Linked DNA regions of Homo sapiens: region 1 is linked to region 2. A link is an interaction called in ENCODE POLR2A ChIA-PET data of the cell type or tissue named here. Cell type or tissue: Caco-2. All regions are shown on one strand. Each heading gives the region's core, and the rest is flanking DNA. Links, peaks and the distances in the headings are about the cores only.

What was found. ChIA-PET counts read pairs that join two places held together with the same protein. Peaks named below come from ENCODE experiments on the same cell type or tissue, not always from the same donor. Only the 100,000 strongest peaks of a DNase experiment are listed, where the experiment ranks them.
Region 1: POLR2A ChIA-PET joins it to region 2 with 5 read pairs; 3 of 35 experiments call an interaction of 5 or more read pairs at or near these places.

The regions. Positions count from the first base shown.
Region 1 is chr9:126,685,650-126,695,127 of GRCh38, reverse strand. It overlaps LMX1B (LIM homeobox transcription factor 1 beta), which reads right to left. Exons shown (of 8, transcript NM_001174147.2): 3 at 4,060-4,292; 4 at 1,805-1,986; 5 at 1,527-1,604; 6 at 1,316-1,382. Among named protein-coding and RNA genes, the nearest start is that of LMX1B, 76 kb to the right of the region's middle. RefSeq lists enhancers at 63-833, 6,365-7,247. In Caco-2, for the core only: a CTCF peak has its summit at 4,561 (motif pointing right); a DNase peak (open chromatin) is centred at 4,577.
Region 2 is chr9:126,627,398-126,637,049 of GRCh38, reverse strand. The region is part of intron 2 of LMX1B (LIM homeobox transcription factor 1 beta); the gene reads right to left. Among named protein-coding and RNA genes, the nearest start is that of LMX1B, 18 kb to the right of the region's middle. RefSeq lists enhancers at 1-351, 5,571-6,138, 6,139-6,706. In Caco-2, for the core only: no CTCF peak of the experiment used is centred there; a DNase peak (open chromatin) is centred at 5,588.

The sequences.
Region 1 (9,478 bases), core at 1-8,000, 59 kb before region 2:
GGTGGCTGTGGGAGAGACAGCTCCTAGGAGGGTGCGAGAGACATGAGAAGACTTCACTCCCCAACTTGGCACCTCAGTGGATCAGCAGTGTGGGATGGGGAAGGTCAGAGGTGACTCCTGGTTCCTGGCTCGGACAGGGCGGATGGTGGTGCCATTTGCAGAGAAGGGTGGGGAGGAGCAGGGCATGCCATGTGCGTGTGGGCAGGATGGAGCATACGGCATGGGTTGGGATGAGCTGGGGGGACTGTGGGACCTTCTCAGGGAGGCTGTGTCCAGGAAGCAGCTAGGAACACTGAGGGGTGAGACATAGCCCAGGACATGGCTGGGAGACCAGAGGCAGTGACTGCAGCCCCAGGAGGGGCAGAGGGGGAAGCGAGGAAGCAGCAGGCACTAAGGCTGTGTCATTAGAAGCCAAGTCCAGCCTGGGACACTGGCCTGGCCCCCAGTGCCCTGGTATCTGCCCATTGGTGCCCTGGCACCTGCCCAGAAGCCTCCCTCTCACCAGGGCGCAGGCAGCTCTGTCCCCCGCCTGCTTCAGCAGTCCCAGGGAGCTCCCTGCTCCTCCCTCATGGCTTTGAAGGCCCAGGAGACCAGCCCTGGCTCAAGATTCTGATGTGGAAACACGATTTTTGGTAAAGCCCAGTGATGAGGGGGCCTGACTCATGCCCCTGCAGCTAGTCCCTCCCGACTCCCCAGGCCCTTCACGCCCTGACAAGCTTTGTCTGCAGAATTCCGGCAGTGGGGTAGTGTCATCCTGTTAAAGGTACAGGCTTGAGCTCCAGGCTTGGGGCTGAGGTCCAGCTTTGCCTTACTGGCTGAGGGATCCCAGGCAGTCCCTCAGTTTCCTCATCTGTGAAATGGGACATGGCAATACCCCCCCTTGCAGTGATTTATGAGGACAGGGTGAGATGGGGTGTGCTGAAGGCTGAGACCCGTGTCTGCACGCAGTGAGTGTGAGTAGACTGTTGCTGTTCTGATTGCAGAAATTCTGCCAACCCTCCAGGCAGCCACTCTGCCATCTCTCCTCCCTGGGTCCCCTAGTCCCCATGGCTTCTCTATTTCTCTGTCTCAGTGGTTTTAAAGCAGAAGTTCCCTGGGATCTGATGGCCTTGGTGGAAGGCTTTTGAGAAGTTTTGTTAAAAGAAACATCCCGGGCCCCTTTGTCCCTAGCCCTGGGACAGGTGCAGCCCCGGTCCCAGCCCTGGCCCAGGCTCACCCAGCCCCAGCCTCTGCCCCAGCTCACCCTGGCCTAGGCCCACCCCTGGCCCCGGCCCCAGCTCACCCTGGCCCAGGCCCTGCCCCGGCCCCGGCTCACCCTGGCCCAGCCGCTGGGAGTTCTGCTGCTCCTGCTGCTGCTGGTGCCGCCGCGCCAGCTTCTTCATCTGCAGGGAGAGCGCAGTTCAGGCCGGTGCTGCCCCTCGCCCCCAGGCACAGCCAGCCCCACGCCCCCTGGACCGTAGTCTTCTGGCTGCCCCCTCTAGTCCCACCCTACCCGGGGCCAGTGGGGATGGGGGGTGGCCTCTTACCTTTGCTCTTTGGTTCTGAAACCAGACCTGGACCACGCGCACACTGAGGCCCGTCTCAGCTGCCAGTGTCTCTCGGACCTGGCTCAGAGAGAGGGGAACAGGTCAGGCCCTCCAGGGGCAGCAACGGGGAGATGGTGGGTTTAGGGGTATGATGGGATGTGCGGAGAGATGGAGGATGGAGGGATGTCCCTACCCCCAGCAGGAGCAGGGGGTGGTCTCCAGAAAGGCAGTGGGTGTGCGGGCATCAGCCTGAGCCCCGCCCCCCGGCCGCCCCTCACCTTTCGGCAAGGCTTCGACGAGACCTCGAAGGAGGCCTTGAAGGCTCTTCGCTGCTGCGTGGTGAGGATGGTCCGGGGTCGCTTGGGCCTCCGCGGGTCCTTCCCGTCATCCCCGCTGCCCTTGCTCTGACTGCCCTGCCCCTTGGCCGGCTTCATGTCCCCATCTTCATCCTCGCTCTTCACTGTGGGGGACACAACCCGGCCTGTGATGAAGGGGCGGGGGCAGCCCAGGCCTCAGCCTTGTCCCCTTCGGCAACCTGCTGCCCGATGGGAGCCTGTCCCCTCTGTTGACACCTGCCGTGGCTCCCCAGTGGCCCAGGATAAGATCTCCTTCCCTCCCGTGGCCCACAGGCCCTACCTCATCTGGGCCCTGGTCTCCTGCCTGCTGTACCCTGCGAGTCCCTTCCCCGGCACACACGCCTCACTCCCTCATCCTGGGCCGCAGGGCACACCTGCACAGGAACTCACACAGGTGCGCCTCGGACAACCACAGCACAGGCATGCACACACGTACATGTGGCTGCACACACTTTCAGGAAGGCAGGCCCACTCGGGGAACAGGCAGACAGGTGCACGCACGGTTGTGCACATGGCTGTGTGGACATACACGAAAGTGTGCAAGCAAAGACACACACCACAGATATTCACACAAGAGTGCTTCTGACCACAGCGTATGCACGCACACACTCGTAAGATGCACACTCACCTGCTGCCACATACACGTGGGCTCACAAAGGCCCTCACGCGTGCAACTCACAGGCGTATTCACACACATGGGCCCATGCTCACGGGCAGGAACGTACAGGCATGCATGCATCTGGACAGACACACACAGCGTGCGGAAGCATGTGCATTCTCCCAGTGCTACAGCCACACCCACCATGCACACATGGCACTTCCCCGCCCCAGGTTTGGGTCTCAGAAATGCCAGCAGCCCCAGATGGATGGCCAAGCCTCCCCAGCCACCACTGGGCCTCCCGCTGCCCCCCAGGCTGGTCTCCTTTCTTCAATCCTGTTCTTGGAGTATGAGGCGGGTGATCTCCTCCCACTGAGACCCCCTCTGCTGGGGCTGGCCAGCCTCTGCTCTTCCTCAGGAGTCCAGGCAGCTGGAAGCCATGGAGCTGGCTGCAGCAGTGCCCTGCCCAGGGATGGGTAGGGACAGATGGTGGTGGGCTCACTGCCTCCACGCAGGCCCTGGCCATGGAAAACCCTTCCCATGTGGCAGATCCTGTTGCCGGAGGGCTCCAGGTTACCCATGGGGCCTGGCAGACCGGGACACCTCCTCTCCATGCCTCCTGCTCCAGTCCTTCCCCACTGTTCCCAGGAAGAACAAGGACCAAAGCCACCTCCTGGGCTTTCCCTCCTTAAGGCTCACTCCTGGCTGGGCTTGCCCTGTCTGCCAGGAGGCCTTCAAATTGGCCTCGTCCTTTTGGGGGCTAGAGCAGAGGAGGGAGGGTCCTTCACCCTGGGAAATGGGGTCTTTCCCTCCAGCACAGAGGGCCCAGCCCCCTCCCTTCGGCTGGGAAACAGAGGCTGGCTCGAGGCTGTTTGCTTCTCACTGCTGAAGGCTCCAGGGGGCTGAGAAGGGGAAGGCACATCATCTCCCTGCCTCTCAGGCATCCCCAGCCTGTGGACTGGGTGCTGGTGAAGACCCCTGTGGAGCTGGGCTGCGGGTTGGTGGGGGGCCATCAAGGCAGAGAGGGTAAGGGGGGTGGGCCAGAGAACAAGAGGTGTGTGTGTGCACACAAGCACAATCCACAGTACATGTGAGCATGTGGACAAACATATATGTGCAGCCATGTGGACCGGTGTTTAGTGCACAAGTGTGCTGTGTCATGTGTGTATGTGTATGTATGCTTAAGTGTGTACACTTGTGTGTGTGGACCTGGGTGTGGCTTTTGAATTCCCGGGTATGTGAACACATATCTCCACATACATGTACATGTATCCATACTCAGGGTAGGGGTATTCCTGCATGCATTTTATGTGCTTGTGTGCACACATGTGATCACACATATGTTTATATGTATGGATGCGTAGGTCTCAGGGGTAGTGTGCCTGGGGGGATGCATGTTCGTATCATGTGCACACAGGTGGACACGTCAGTGCGCGTGTGCATCTGGATATGCATGTACCATCTGTGTGCAGCTCAGGTCCTGGAAGCAGGAGGTGGCTTCTCCAGCCGGGACTCCCCTCCAGGACACCCCAGCAACCCCCGTCCCTGAGGCCTGCCCCCAGCTCAGGCCAGGCCTCACCGGAGTCGGACTCGTCGGGGCTCACGGAGCTGAGCAGGTCCTTCTCCTTCTCGTAGTCACCCTTGCACAGCAGCTGGCCCTCCTTGAGCACGAATTCGTCGCCCTTGCGTAGCTGCCGTTCACACACGCAGCAGCAGAAGCAGCCCAGGTGGTACACGCACTCCAGCGCCCGCATCACGAACTCGGTGGGGGCGATCTTCTCCATGCAGCCGCTGCACTTGGCCGCGAAGAGCCTGCGGATGCACAAAGCGGGCGTGTTGGCGGTGCTCAGAAGTCCCTCCCAGAGGCCACTCCTGCCGAGGGCCTCTCCCTCTTGCCACCCTGACCCTCAGGCCCAGGTGGGAGGGAGAGGCCCTCCTTGGGCACCAGGTCAGACAGCAGAAGGGCCCTGCAGCCCTATTCTTCTGCCTACAGGCCCCCAGTGGCCCTGGGGTGGGTGCTGGCATCCTGCCTAGAGTCACCTGTCCCGGGCGTGGCAGCTCAGGGCCCTTCCAGCTCAGAGACACGGTGGCCACAAGAGGGCAGTGTGGAGGGTCCACTCAAACTTTCCTTGGGGGCCAGGTCAGCCCCTGGCTGGAAAGGATCCTTTCTACCTCAGCTCCCTGGTCTGCCTCTCCTCTGATCCTCCCTCACCAACACATCCAAGCAATTCCCAGCCCTGCCCAACCCACTGCCCAGCCTGGGCCCCTCCTCTCCTGCCCGAGCAACTGCCTGGTCCCCTCTCTGGGCTCCTGGCCCCTTCAATCCTTCAAACCCCAGCCCACACAGGAACCGTCACACACACAGGAGCCAGGGGGATCTTTCTAAAATACAAATCGGATCAAGCTGCTTCCCTGCTCCAGACTCTTCCATGGCTCCCTAGTGCCCTTAGGAGACCATCCGAGCTCCTGAGGCTGGCACTCAAGGCCCTTCATGATCCCGCCTCTTCCCTTTCTACCCTCTGCTTCCCCAGGCTGCAGCCCCAAAGAACAGCCTGCAGTTTCTCCAGAGCACTATCATGGCAGCCATCTTTCGACCCATCTTTCTCTGTCCTTTGGCTTGGCTAACACCTTCCCATCCCTCCGTCTCAGCTTACGCATCTCCATCACGAACAGATATTCACTGAGCACGTATAGAGTGCCAGCCCTGCTCTAAGCATCTTATATGCAGAGACGCATTTAATCCTTGCAACAACCCTGCAAGAAAAGAATGAACATTAACCCCATTTTAGAGATGAGGAAATTGAGGTGCTAAGAGGCAGAGTTGCTTGCTCAGGGTCGCATGGGTAGTAAATGCTGGAGGCAACTCCCAGGCTGGGCCTAATCCAGCTTCCACATGACAACGTGATTCCATCTCCCATCTCCCATCATCTCTGCAGACAAACGAGGGCCGGGAGAGGTGGTCTCCGGGCCCTGGTCAGCACTAGCAGGAGGGCTGGGCAGCACGGCCCCTCCTCTGCTGTGTCTGCTGACCGCTCCTCCCGACACTCCCCCACCCTGTCACGTGTCCTGCTCTGTGGGAACTCAGCTCAACAACACTTTGATGGAAAAATTTATGAAGAATCAAATTATTGCTGCTGGGAGGGAATTAAAACCATTTTTCATTCCCGGCGTCCCCGGGCCATGTCTGCGGGCGCCACCTTGGGAGCGCTGTGCACATCCCATCCCTCTTTATGGCCCACCATCACGGGCACAGATTACAGCTGCAATTCTCTACTAATCGGTTCTGGAACAGAAATGGCCATAAATGGGAGGCACTCGCCTGCCTCCCTTCCTGGAGCTGCCGTCAGAACCGCCCACGGCGAGCTGGTGGGGCGAAGTGGGCAGGGCCACTTGGAGCTCTGCATGCTGCCTGGGCACTGGCCAGAGCACTCAGCAGGGGGCACCCCCAGCAACCCCTGCCACCCACCTCTATTCTACCCAGCAGGCTCCTACTCATCCTGCAATGCCCAACTCCAATGCCACCTCCTCTGGGAAGCCTTCTCTGATGCCCCAGTCTGGGGGAGGTAGCCTCCTCTATGCTCCCCTCAGCGTCCCCCACCTCAGTTTACTCCTGTAAAATGGAGATGTCAAGCCCTTCCTGAAGGCTGTTGTCAGGATTCGAGGATGCTGAGCATGTAACTCAGTACACGGGTATCACAGCAGAATGACAATGCATGTCCCTGTTGGTGCCCAACTCTACCACCTCTACCAGGGTTCCATGAGACAGGACCTGGCCCCATCTGATCCTCAAGGGGGCCTCCGTGAGTGTTTACAGAGTAGGTGAGTAAAGGCCTGGGGTGAGCTGAGGCTGAGGCCAGGCTCTGCTCTGGGCATGCTGGACCCCACCAGCCTGCAGGGCATGGCTCTGCAAGGGGAATGTGGGCTGGATTTTGGCTCTAATTTGGCCCTCTGGCTGAATCCCCTTGTTCAGGGCACAACCTACCCAACTGTCAGTGACAGCTTTAGGCAGAGGCCCTAGGAATCTGGCTGGCTGTCCAGCTCTCCCGAGGGGCTGAGGAAGGAGCCTGGGTTTGTAGAACCCGGTGCTCTGACATGGAGGGTGGTCCTCCCCCAACCCCTACTGCCCCTCTGTCCCCTCCCCACACTCCACCTGACCTAGTGGCCACACTAAGGTCTGCAGCCTGACCTCTGCGGCCTCTGAGTGGACAGACACTGGCCGTGTCGCTGCTAGCGTGGGAGCGCCACGGTCCCAGGGTCCCAGGCCAGGGTCAGCACACCTTGGGTGACTCCCGGAGAGGAAACCTTCTTAGGCTGGGGAAGGGGCAGCAGGGCGGGTGACCTGCATTTGCAGTCAAAGCCACAGTGCTGGCTGTGCTCAGAACAGCCGCGCTAATGCCTTGGCAGCAGGGGGTCGATTGCTACTTTCTCCAAACTCATCAACACAATCTATTATTAATACTTCTCCAAAGGCTCAGTGCCGCCATTACAGAGGCAGCGCCAGCCACTCAGGGTATCATCTGTTATCTAGATTGCAAAAACTCAGGAAATAAAACAAACTGCGCGCACTTTATAAACAGAATGCGCCATCCGTTTGGTCTCCAAGCATCTCTCCACCCAATAAAACATCGGGGGGGATGCATGAAATACTCACTCCCAATTATGGGGCTGCCTTTGTCTACTGTGCTGGGGTGAGAGCGACTAATGGCGTGTATGGGAGGGGTTGGGGATACCAGCGGGGTTCCCTCTTCTCTGTGAGCCCCCATTCCCCCTCTCTTCGTGCCTCCCACCACGGAGGACTATGGAGCCAGCCACTGAGAAGAAGGCCCAGCCACAGACAGGTGGCATTGGAATCACATGGACTTGAGTTCCATGCCTTGTCCCACCACTTGCTAGCTGGTGACCGGGCAAGTAATTTTTCTTCTCGAGCCTCAGCTCACTTATCTATACAATGGGCTGGACAACACTGCCTGCATCTCAGCATGAAGATGTAGCGAGTTGTCAGTGTAAAGCAGCAGGTGTGGCGGGCACAACCTCCATAACTTCCTTGCTGTGCAGCTTTAGGCAAGGCATTTGACCTCTCTGAACCTCAAATTCTTCATCTATAAAATGGGAATGATCAGGCCAGCGCGGTGGCTCACGCCTGTGATCCCAGCACTTTGGGAGGCTGAGGCGGGCGGATCACTTAAGGTTAGGAGTTCAAAACCAGCCTGGCCAACATGGTGAAACCCCGTCTCTACTAAAAATACAAAAAATTAGCCGGGTATGGTGGCACACACCTGTAATCCTAGCTACTCCGGAGGTTGAGGCAAGAGAATCACTTGAACCTGGGAGGTGGAGATTGTGGTGAGCCAAGACCGCACCACTGCACTCCAGCCTGGGCGACAGAGAGAGACTCCGTCTCAAAAAATATATAAAAAATAAAAAAAAAAAGGGAATGATCATCCCCGACCATGGGGTTGTTGGCAGGGGCTGGATGCATTTAAAGCCCTCGGCACCATGCTGGCATGAAGAAGGTACTCCAGGTACCCCACATTTCTTTTGTTCGGTGTGTGCCCAAAACGCCTTTGTTGCTCACCCTTGCTAGAGTCTCCATGATTCCTGGGGGCAGCCTCCCTGACGCTGACTGGGTTTACAGGGCCCCACTGTGCCTCCTTCTCACCACCACCCCGGGTTCCGGCCAGCCCTTCTAGCTTGTTTGGCCTGATCTGGACAGAGCACTCCTGGCTCCGTTATCAGTCTCAGAACATTACTGAGGACTAATAATGCTCAGTTATCAGCTGCCTGCATCACCTCATTCAATCCTCACAGAACCCTCAAAGGAAGATGCTGTTTCCATTCCCATTTTACAGATGAGCACAGAAAGGTGCAGAGGCCAGGTCACTCTTTTAAGGTCACACGGCAGCATCACCAGATACTCCAGATACTCCCTCCCTGCTCTGTGCATCTCCATGTGCCTTTGCTCATAAGCTGCCCTTACCCTGGGCCCTGGGCACCATGCCCATGTCTGTCTCTTCCTGAGACTTGGGGCCCGATTCACCTCAAGTTCTTATTACTCAGCATCAGCCCGGCCTCCAGAAGGTGGGGGTGGCCATACACATCTCCCCTACCTCCAAACACATTTTTCCCCTCCAGGGGATCATCTGATATTATGGAGTAAGAAATTCCATTTTCAGGGATGTCCCTCCTTTGAAGAGTCCCAGGCTGTGAGAAGATATCTCCATATCCTCTGAGTTTTTACGGGTTTATTTGTTTAATGCTCAATTTATTAAACTCATAAGGCTAATAAACAAAACTCTGAAAGCCAATTTTTTCAGGAGCATTTGAACATGGATTACTAATCTGATTAATTTCTTTTTTTTTTTTTTTTTGAGATGGAGTCTCACTCTGTTGCCCAGGCTGGAGTGCAGTGGTATGATCTCGGCTCACTGCAAGCTCCGCCTCCTGGGTTCACGCTGTTCTCCTGCCTCAGCCTCCCGAGTAGCTGGGACTATAGGCACCCGCCACCACGCCCGGCTAATTTTTTGTATTTTTTAGTAGAGACGGGGTTTCACCGTGTTAGCCAGGATGGTCTCGACTTAAATCACTGGCAGCTGCAGAGACACACAGGGTATGGCTGATTCTTTCACCTCCAGTAACATTGGCTTCCTAATGTCCTGGGAGCACTCCAGCTTCTCCAAGCAGGTCTTCATGCCCAGATCTTAAGGTCCAGACTGCATGCACCGGGCTTGGAATCCCAGCCCTATCACTTCCTAGCACTGGAATCTTGCACAAGTCCCTTCTCTTGAGCCTCTGTCCACATCTGTCCAATGGGGATGATGACAGAGGCTGCCTTACAGGGCTGGGCTCAATAAACGGTGATCATGATCACTGTTATCAACTCTCCAGGACTTACCACCCTAACTCTCCGCTTACTACCCTTGCTGAGTCAAGATCTCCTACCCTCCTCTGAGGGTGCCATTCCCACACCCCGTCACTGCCCTTTACAGTTTATGTGGCTC
Region 2 (9,652 bases), core at 1,160-9,159:
GGCTGGGTGCAAGGTGTCCTATGCCAGGCTGGGCCAGTCCAGACCAGGCCAACCGCTGCCTACCCTCTTGCCCAAGGCTTCCTGGGTCCCACCCAGGGAGTATGGCCAGAGAGATGCCACCTCACCACTTGTCATGTGCACATACATCTCTAGAGACACACTCGCACATACATGTGCCTGCATGCACGCACACACAGCCACGGACGCCTGGTGCCCACTGAGATCTGAACTGCACATATTCACTGAGTCTCTACCATGGGCCATTCCCTGTGCCGGATGCTGGGTGAGCCCTGACCTAGAGGACAAGGTGGGGCTCTCATTCAGCTCAAGTCCCTGACACCCCCTACACACACCTACGCACACGTGTACTTGCAGTCGTGTGCACTAGGGTGCACACACTTGAACACTACCTTGTAGCGCCCCTTTCCCCGTGTCCACAGCCTCCATCCACTCTCTTTTCTGGCCCCCCACCTCCCCTTGCAATCCACACAGCAGCCAGAGTGCATGTTGTAACCTCAAATCTGACATGACACCCCCCTGCTTAGAACCTTTTCATGGCTTCCAGGGGCCCTGGAGTAAAGGCCAGACTCTCTAGCACAGACTTCAAGACCTTTTGTGACCTGACCTCTCCAGGCCCTTGTGCATGCTGATCTTTGCCTGAAACCTGCTCTCCTGCCCTCTTTCCCTGGATAATTCCTCTGCTCTCAGCTTCAACAGCTCTCCCTCCAGGAAGCCCTCTTCCAGCCCCTAAGTCTGGGTGAGGAGCCCTATCCTCTGGGACCACAATGCCCTGTGTTCTCTCCATCAGGGCCTTTACAAGCTACTGCCACTGGGGAGGGCTGTGTCTGCCTTGTGTCTTTAGTACCCAGGACAAGGCACACAGCAGCCTCAGCAAATATCAGAAAGGAGGAAGGGAGGAAGCTGCTTGTGGTGTCCTAGCCTCAGTGAGAGTGGGGCCTGCAGTCTTGGGTCCAAAAGGCTCATAGAGGGGAGGGCTCCAGGGTAAAGGACACCCAGGGAACTCACTGGGCTGTCTTCTAGCAGGAAGTGGCTGCCACTCCCATCACTCGTCCCCAGTGCTCCTCCCTGGGCCATGGGAGTGGGACGCCTCTCCCTGCACACCCCTGAAGGCCTGGCAGCCCACAGGGCAGGTTCTGGCTCAGCCTGCAAGTGTTCAGTTAAGCCTCAGGCCCTCCCCTCCTTTCCTTTGAGAGGCCACAGCTCATGGCACCTAAGATGTGCAGTCCTTGGTGCTACTTAGTCAGGCCCTAATCCAAACAACTCACTCCTCAGCTGGGTGGCCTCGGAGCAGGAACTTAACCTCTCAGAGCCCCAGTTTCTTGAGCTGCAATTTTGTGAGACTTGGCTAATCATCATCTAGCAGCTATCATTTCCCCGTTTGCTGGAACCCCTGATTTGGGTTTTTAGAATAACAATTTTACAGGTGAAAAAAACAGGGTAAGTGGCAGAAAATGATGGAACCAAGGTTGAGACCGCCAGCCTCCTCCGAAACAGTTATTCCCCCGAATCTCAAAGGTCATGTGTGTGACTGTGCTGTGACATCAATCATCAGCGTGGCTGGGCTTGTCAGCCTCCATGCCTTTGCCCAGGCAGTGCCCTCAGCCTGGAGTGCCCTCGCCATAGCATCTCCTCCGACTGCAACTGGTTTTGCAGAAGCTTCTCGTGCCCGCCTCCTCTATGTAGCTGTTCTCAGTCTTCCAAGTCCTAGCCGTCTACCTCCCTTGCCTTTGTGTAAGCCCCGGGCCTGCTCCCTGTGTGGGCAATGAGCGAGTGGGGGCAAGTAGCTGACTAGAAGAGGAGTGGGAGGGCTGGGGGAAGGGTGAGCAGGAGCTGGAGTCAGACCTGGTGGTGAAGCTCCCCAGCCGTGTGGCCCTGGGTAAGTGGCCTCTGGGTTTTGGGTGTCAGTCCCCTCATCTGTGAAATGGGAATGACAGTAACACCTGTCTCCCAGGCCATCAGCAGGCTTCATATGGCGCTTGTGCCTGGCTGGCATGCAGCGGGTGCTAGGGCTTAGAAGCAAATCTGCAGAGCCACACTGGCACCGGCTTGAGGGTGAGAGGACAGCCAGGGGCAGAGAGGAGAGGGGAAGGAGCGGGGAGCCCTGTGCTTCTAACAGGCCACAGGCTTCCATGTCTCTGGGCTTTGGCCCACACTGTACCCCACACCTGCAAAGCCCTCCTCCTCCCCTTTCGTGACTCCAAATGTCACCTGCCTGGTAAAAGCTCTCCCACCTCTCCAGGCAGCACCCCTTCTTCCAGGTACACTCGCAGCGGGGCCCTCCCCTGGATTAATCGCTACAAAATTAATCCCTACAACAACCTGGACAGTAGGAATAGCTGTACCCATTTTATAGATGACTAACTTCAGGCTCAGAGAGGTCAAAGGACTCAAGACAGTGGCTCATGGATGTGGCATTGTGGGGGGGGTGTGCAGAACCTGGCACCAGAGGCTAATGCAGGAGGTGGGTAACTGAAAATCTCCATGGGGACAGTCCCTGAACACCTACTGTGCACCGGGTCTGCTCCTGGCATCTCCTTGGCTAGACTCACCCTGTTCAGCACCATGGTGGCAGCCGAGGGCAGGACCTGGAGCGTTTTCTTCCCCATGCCTCCCTGATACCCACACAGGGCGTGGAGGGAGGAAGTTCCACATGTATTTCTGGAATGCCTGTATGAAACTGACGCTGGCTTCAGAGACCTGCCCGGTGAGGCCTCTCCATGGCGACCCCGTCACTGCTGGGCAAGAAGGCTTTCCAGTCCCGGGCTTCACCACAGTGCCTTCCAGGTGCCCTCACATGCCCCATCCTGCCAAAGTCAGTGCTTCTCCTCTGGGTTTCCCTGCCCGCTCCTTATCCCAGGCAGGCCAGGCTGGGACTATCTTGCTCATTTGGAGTCCTGGCGTTATTCCAGTCCTGCCTGGAGCAGGGGTCCTTCCGGTTGGATGAGTGAGCTGGGCTTCCTTCTTCCCTCCCTCCTGCCTTCCCCAAACATTCGCTGAGTACATACTGTGCCAGGTGTATCCCCGAGGCATCAAAAGCGGGAGGCACAGGGGGAATGAGGCATCTCGGAGGCCAACTGGCAGAGGGGTCACACAAAGCTGTGTGAATTTGGACTGCCGACTACCCCTTTCTGTGCCTCAGTCTCCATATCGCTGAAATGGGGATAATAACAGGCTCTGCCTCACAGACTATGAGGCTTACGGTTGAATGAAATAATGTGATCCTTAAATCAGTGGCTGCACAGGGTAAAGGCTCTGGAAATAACAATCAAATTCTCTTCTTCCATCATGCTGTATAATTATGTGCGTGCTGTATAACCATGTCAGGAGTGGGTAGTCCTTTCGGAGGAGGGGACAGCTACAGGGAGGATGTGCTGGTGGACTCCGTGGCCTCTGCCCACTTCCCATCTCCCGGAGGGTACTAATTTTGCCCTTCCATCCCCCAGCCTGGCCCCCATGTCCCGAGGTTTCAGGAAGAAGAAGAACCCTGCCCCAGCCAGTCCCCAGGATTGGCCAGGTGTCCTCCCAGTTGTCCTGTGGAGACTTGCTGCAACCCACCCACCCATGCCAGGCAATGAGCTAGGCCCAGGGAGCTTCATCCATCCAGATGGACAGGTAAGCACCGTTCATTCATTCCTTCACAATGACATGACACACGGATGCACCTACCAAGTACCAGGCCCTGTGCCAGGCTTGGAGGTACCCTGGGCAGAGGTTGTCATACCTCAGCAGGCAAGGCTTCCCCCAGGGGCCATCTGGAAATGTAGACTCATGGGCTTCACCTCGAGAGTTCGAGTTCCCTCACAGATCTAGGATTCTGCACCTCTAGCAAGTGCTACAGGACAGATCCAAGCCTGGAGGACGGGGGTGGGGCTCAGAGCCAGAGAGACTCCATGAAACCGGTGACTCTTGTGCCAGGCCTTGGGAGTAGGGAGAGTTTTCCAGAAGAAGAAAGGATGATGGAGGCCAGGGGACGCCTCCTGGGCAACCACCACAGCCTGAGTAAGACCTTGATGTGGGCAAGTGTCTGGGACATGTGGGAATGGCAGGTGAGCTGGGGGCTCGCCTGCGGGGCTCAGCACAGAATGAAAAGGCAGGGGCAGAGCCACTTGTTCAAAAGTTAAGAATCTCAAGAGTGTGACAGCAGGAGCATTAAACCAAGCTAAGGGCCCTTCTGGGTGTGGGGCCCAGTGGGGCTGCACAGGTCAAGCCGGCTCTTCCAGGGACCCAGCTAAGTGGGTCACCCCTGCTGGGACCAGCCCAGAGTGCTCAGGACCTCAAGGCCTTAGCCAGGCAGCTGAGTACCTGGGGTTCCAGCCACCCCAGCTCCAAGCCCCAGGCCTCTGTGACCCTCCCTGTGCCCTGTTCCCTCTCTGGTTCCCGCAACTACCCTCACCTCCAAGGTGGCAATAGCCTCCTCCCGCCGGTCTAATCCCAGGCACATGTTGCCAGCATCAGCTCCATAAAGTGCCTCTCCAGTTCCTGTCACTCCCCTGTCCAATAACCTTCAATAGCTCCCTCCTGCCCACAGGATAAAATCCAAACGCCCGAGCACAGCCACAGGCTCCTGCCCTGCTCTGCAGCCTCCAGTCCCAGCAGCCCCTCGGCAGCCCCTCCGCCAGACTCACTGTCCCAGCCCACCCATTTAACCCCCAATATTCCTGCTGCCAGGGCCCCCTCCTGGAATGCCCTCCCCAAATCCTCCCAAGCTGCAGCCTCCCATCTCACGGGCACCTGCCTGGCGTAAGCTGGCACACACTCTTGCTGCCTTCTTGTGTGACTAACGAGGCCCCTGCCCACAACTCTTCCCTCTAAGAAAAACGGCTCCCATGGACTGGTATGGCTCTTTGAACACAGCATCTCATCTCGCTCTCCCCACAACCTGGAAGGTAGGTTCTTTACGTGCATTTTGCTTGCGAGAGAGTGGAGGCTCTGAGAAGCTAAGGAATTTGTCAAAGGTCACACAGCTAGAAAGAGGCCAAGCCCAGAGTCCAGCCCAGCTCTAGACCCTTATACTTTCTTTCAGTACGAACTGCGCACCTACCGTTCCCTTTTCTAGCTAAGACCCAATACATATGGTCAAAGGTGGCCCCCTTTGAGGCCCAGCACAAAGGACTGTGGGAGCATCAGTAACAAAATCGGCAGGAACCACTCACCTAAAGAGGAATGGCATCTGCTCCCTCTGAATCATCCTTACCCGGAGGCAGGGGTCTGGTCCTTAGTAAACTTTGAAGAAACTGAGGCACAGGGAATTTAAAGCCTCTAACCTAAGGTCACACAGCGGGAAGTGGTAAAACCTGAGGTTCCAAAGCACTGGTGAAAAATCTGGTTAAGTTCTCGGCCTCTCAAGGAATCAGTTCTGGGGTCACAAAATCCAAGAGCCAATAACTGCAGGCACAGGGACTGTGCTGGCCTCATTTCTGCTCAGCTCTGCCCTCGCCCCTATCCCCACCTCACCCCACCCACCCACTTAGCCTGGGAGCTCTCTGTGGGCAGGATAGGCCTGCCCCATCCCGGCCGGCCGAGCTGAGCCAGGAAGCTGAGCAACTCAAAAGGCCCCCAGCTGGACTCCTGGGAATCAGCAGCCCAGACCTAATAGGCATTAGGTCTCTTACCTAATACCTCTTCTTCCTGACCTCCTGCCACGAGCACTCCCCAAGCAGAACACAGGGTTGAGTCCCTGATGCTCCCTGTGCCCCAAGGCAAGATGTTTCCTTTTACAAATCATTATTATTACTATCATTACTGTTATTTTAATTTAAATCTTTTGACGTTCAGGCAGATGTTTCTCTGCAGCCGTAAGGGCATGTCTGTGGGAGGATGGCACCTCGGGGACTGGCCTGAACTCTTGCCACGTGGGACAGCCCAACCAGTGGGCGGCCAGCTCCATCCTCCTCCAGGGGTCTGTCGCTGCTCACTTATCAGGCTGACATCCCACAGGGGGGCCACTGCCCTGCCCGCCCCTTTGGCTCCAGGCCTGCCGACTAGAACCAGAGCTGGAGGGGTGGGCAGGCGGGGGCACGTGGGAGGGGGCCGAGCCCTCACCACAGGCCCCTTTGCAGTTCAAAGTGACACACTCAGACAGCCGTCCCTTCAAAGGCCAGACAACGCCTGCCCTGAATTGCTGCACCGGCAGCCCGGAGCCAGGAAGGCACTGCAGGGGTAAAGGTGGCCCTGTGAGGGCTGGCCACGCTCCCATCCATGGCATGGACTTCCACTATCCTGGGCAGGAGGGCAGACCCTGGCCGGCCCCACCCTGTGGTGTAATCCTTGGAAAATCACCTTCCCTCTCTGAATCTCGCTGCTTTCACTATATATTTGCAAAGTACTCAGAAGGCACTCAGGGGTGGTCATGCATAAAGCTGACAACACTGAGGACGAAGATGATGATTCAGAGCCTCTCTCTGAGAGGCACCGCCCCAAAGACAGGCCACCTGAGTGTGATTCCCATCAGCTGCTAACTAGCTGTGTGACCTAGGGCAAGACACTTAGGTTCTCTGTGCTTTAATTTCCTCCCCTGTAAAATGGGGTTTGGAAGGGATGACGCCATGCCTGTTTGGCACCAGACAGGTCACAGATAACAACCCTCCCCCCCAGTGATGAAATGTGCCCTGCCTACTGCCAGGAGAGTTGTTCAGGCCAAGTCAGACCCACTGAGAAGGCTCAGTGCAGGTGCTCCCCCAAGCCTGGGTTCCCGGGAGCTGAGAAGTGGTTCCAAGGGCAGGTTGTGGCACCCGCAGATGCTGACTCTGTGCTGCATAGCCCCCCACTGGCTGTGTGGCCCTAGGTGTGTGGCTTCACCCCTCTGAGCCCCAATTCTGTCACCTGGAAACCCAGGCAAACAATAGTGCTTTTTTTTTTTTTTTTTTTGAGACGGAGTCTTGCTCTGTCGCCCAGGCTGGAGTGCAGTGGCGCAATCTCGGCTCACTGCAAGCTCCGTCTCCCGGGTTCACGCCATTCTCCTGCCTCAGCCTCCCGAGTAGCTGGGAGCTACTCCCGAGTAGGTCACAGGTGCCTGCCATGACGCCCAGCTAATTTTTTTGTATTTTTAGTGGAGACGGGGTTTCACCGTGTTAACCAGGATGGTCTCGATCTCCTGACCTCATGATCCACCCGCCTTGGTCTCCCAAAGTGCTGGGATTACAGGCATGAGCCACCACACCCGGCCAACCACAGTGCTTTTAGGAAGTCTCATCAAGATCTAGGGTGCCATCTGAAGCTGGCAATCATCAGCTTGCCACCTTGGGGAAATCACTGCACCCAAGTCAAGCTTTGATGTTGGCAAAATGGGAAATAATATTAATAAAACCTGCCCCCAGAGCAGTAAGAAGATTCAGTGAGTGAATCCCCATCAAAGCTTTACCACAAGCAGCATAAAATGAACACTGGCCATTCATTAGGAGCCATTTCTTCAACAAACAACATTGGGTTGCAGTACCAGCCCACCATCGGGGCACCAACCCCAGCCAGAGGCCAGACTCCACCCTCCCAAAAGGCTGCTGAAAGTTTTCTCGTGACACAATGCCTGGGTTCCATTTACTAGCTGTGTGACCTTGGGCAAGTTACTTAACTTCTCTGTGCCTCGGTTGTCTTACCTGAAAATGCAAATAATAATGGAAGCCATGTCGTAGTGTCATTAAAGAATGGAAAGTGCTGAGAGCAGTGCCTGATGGACCACAAGTGCTAAACAAGCATCAGCTGGCGTTATTATTGCTGCTGCTGTCGTGCATGCTCCAGGTCTGCCCGGCCCGTCAGAAAGCCCCAAGCAGCTGGGCTTCCTTCTGCGGCTCACAAACTTGGGAAGTGTTAGGTCCTGAGAGGTGCCCCAAGTACCGTGCAGAATGGAGGCTTCTGTGGGCTTCCTCTCTGGTCTGTTTCCCTAGCAGCTGGAACGCTTAGAAAAAAAGCACCCAGCCTGCTGGGCTTGTCAAAGCAGGACTGGCTTTACTAGAACCAGGTTTGGATGGTAATTTTGTGGTCATAACTATTTTCCTTACATACTGCTATAGAAAGGGGAACCCCTGCTTTTTTTTTTTTTAATCTAATTGAAGACACCATCAAGCGTAAATATGCTGGAGTTTTTAATAAAAACACGATGGAGAAAAATATTCAAAGCTCAATAATCAGAAGCAATTTGCGTCGCAAGCAGAGATGTGTCATTCCTCCCACACCCCCCTCCCCGCTTGGCTGTGCTCTGTGCGGGACTAGCTTTGGGGATGGCAACTTTAGACCTATGGCAAAAATAATGAACAGCAGTGAGGCTTAGAGATAGCCTGAAAAATCTCCTGGAAAAGAAAAACATATGCCAAAGAGTGTGGTATAAAAGTCATATTTCATGCCTGACTTTAGAGAATGTTAATAAGGATTAGAACCATACTCCAACAGAACAACTATCAGTCAAGGCGGGGTAATTAATTTCGCTTCAGATCTCTGGGAAAATGAAAGCGGTTAAGTGTTGTTTCGCAGCGTAGAGATTCCATCGCTCTAAGACAACCCAAAGAACTTCCAAAGCCATGTCCTGAACCCAGCTGAGACCTGGCTGTTGCTGGCGGCCTCTCCTGATCTGTCGCCTTGTAGATTTGGGGACCTTTTCCGAATCATAACAATATCAAACTCTTTTTTCCCCCAGGATTGGCTAATAAATATGATTAAGATAACACGACCCAAACCACATGTCCTCTGCTCGGCCTGCAACATGTGGAGGACAGATGTGTCTTCTGTGCACAGATGACCCAGCCGGCTGCTCCCCTGAGGCAGGGACCCTGGGAGATGGAGTCTTGAGAGGTCCTAGCAGCCCACTGGCCCTCTGAGTCCCCAGCCAGGCCTCTGGCCTCCCCATGACCCACTATAGACAGGAAGGGCCAAGCCCAGGGTATGCGGGAGTCAGAGACAAGAAAGATGGTGGGATGTGGCACTGTCCTCACCTGGCTTTTGTCCCCCAAGGTCCCAGTTTAGTAGACCGCATTCCCAAGCCACGTGGCCCCGTGTTATCCAGAAAACTCTCAAAATCATTTCATTGTCCAGGTCCACCTGTCACCCCTTCTTAAAGAGCTGGGATTGAAGAACCTTCCCATCCCTGAGACCTGGGCCCAGGGAAGACAGAGTAGGCCAGTGTTAAAGCCAGAGTCTGGGAGAGGGTTCTCAAAAGGACTGTGGAGTTGCCACACAGCCCCCAAGCCTGGTAGCGTGCAGCTTGGGATTTCCGCCTCTGCTCTGCTACAACAGGACAAGTCCTAGCTGCACTTGGACCTTGGTTTTCCCATTTCTACTGGGATCCTGAAGAGCCCTTTAGCTGGGATATCCTAAAGCAGCCCAAGGTCCCTGTGAGTGTGGCCCTGCTGCACTCAACTGTGGTCACTGGAGGCCACGCAGAAGGCCAGGCCCTGGAAATCAGGCCAGGGAGGCCTGGGACTGCTGAGGTTGACAGCCCTGCTCCAGCTCTGGGGAAAGAAGGGGAGCAGGCTCAGAGGCCAGGGCTGGTGGGGGAAGAGCCCCTCCCACCCTGACCAAGCAGGGCTCCCAGCACCAAGGCAAGGCTCTGGGCCAAGGCATGAGTGAGCCTCCTTCTCTGCTTTCCCTTGGGGACAGGAGGGAGAAAATGGAAGAGTCCCTCAAAGTTAGCTCAAGCCAAGCA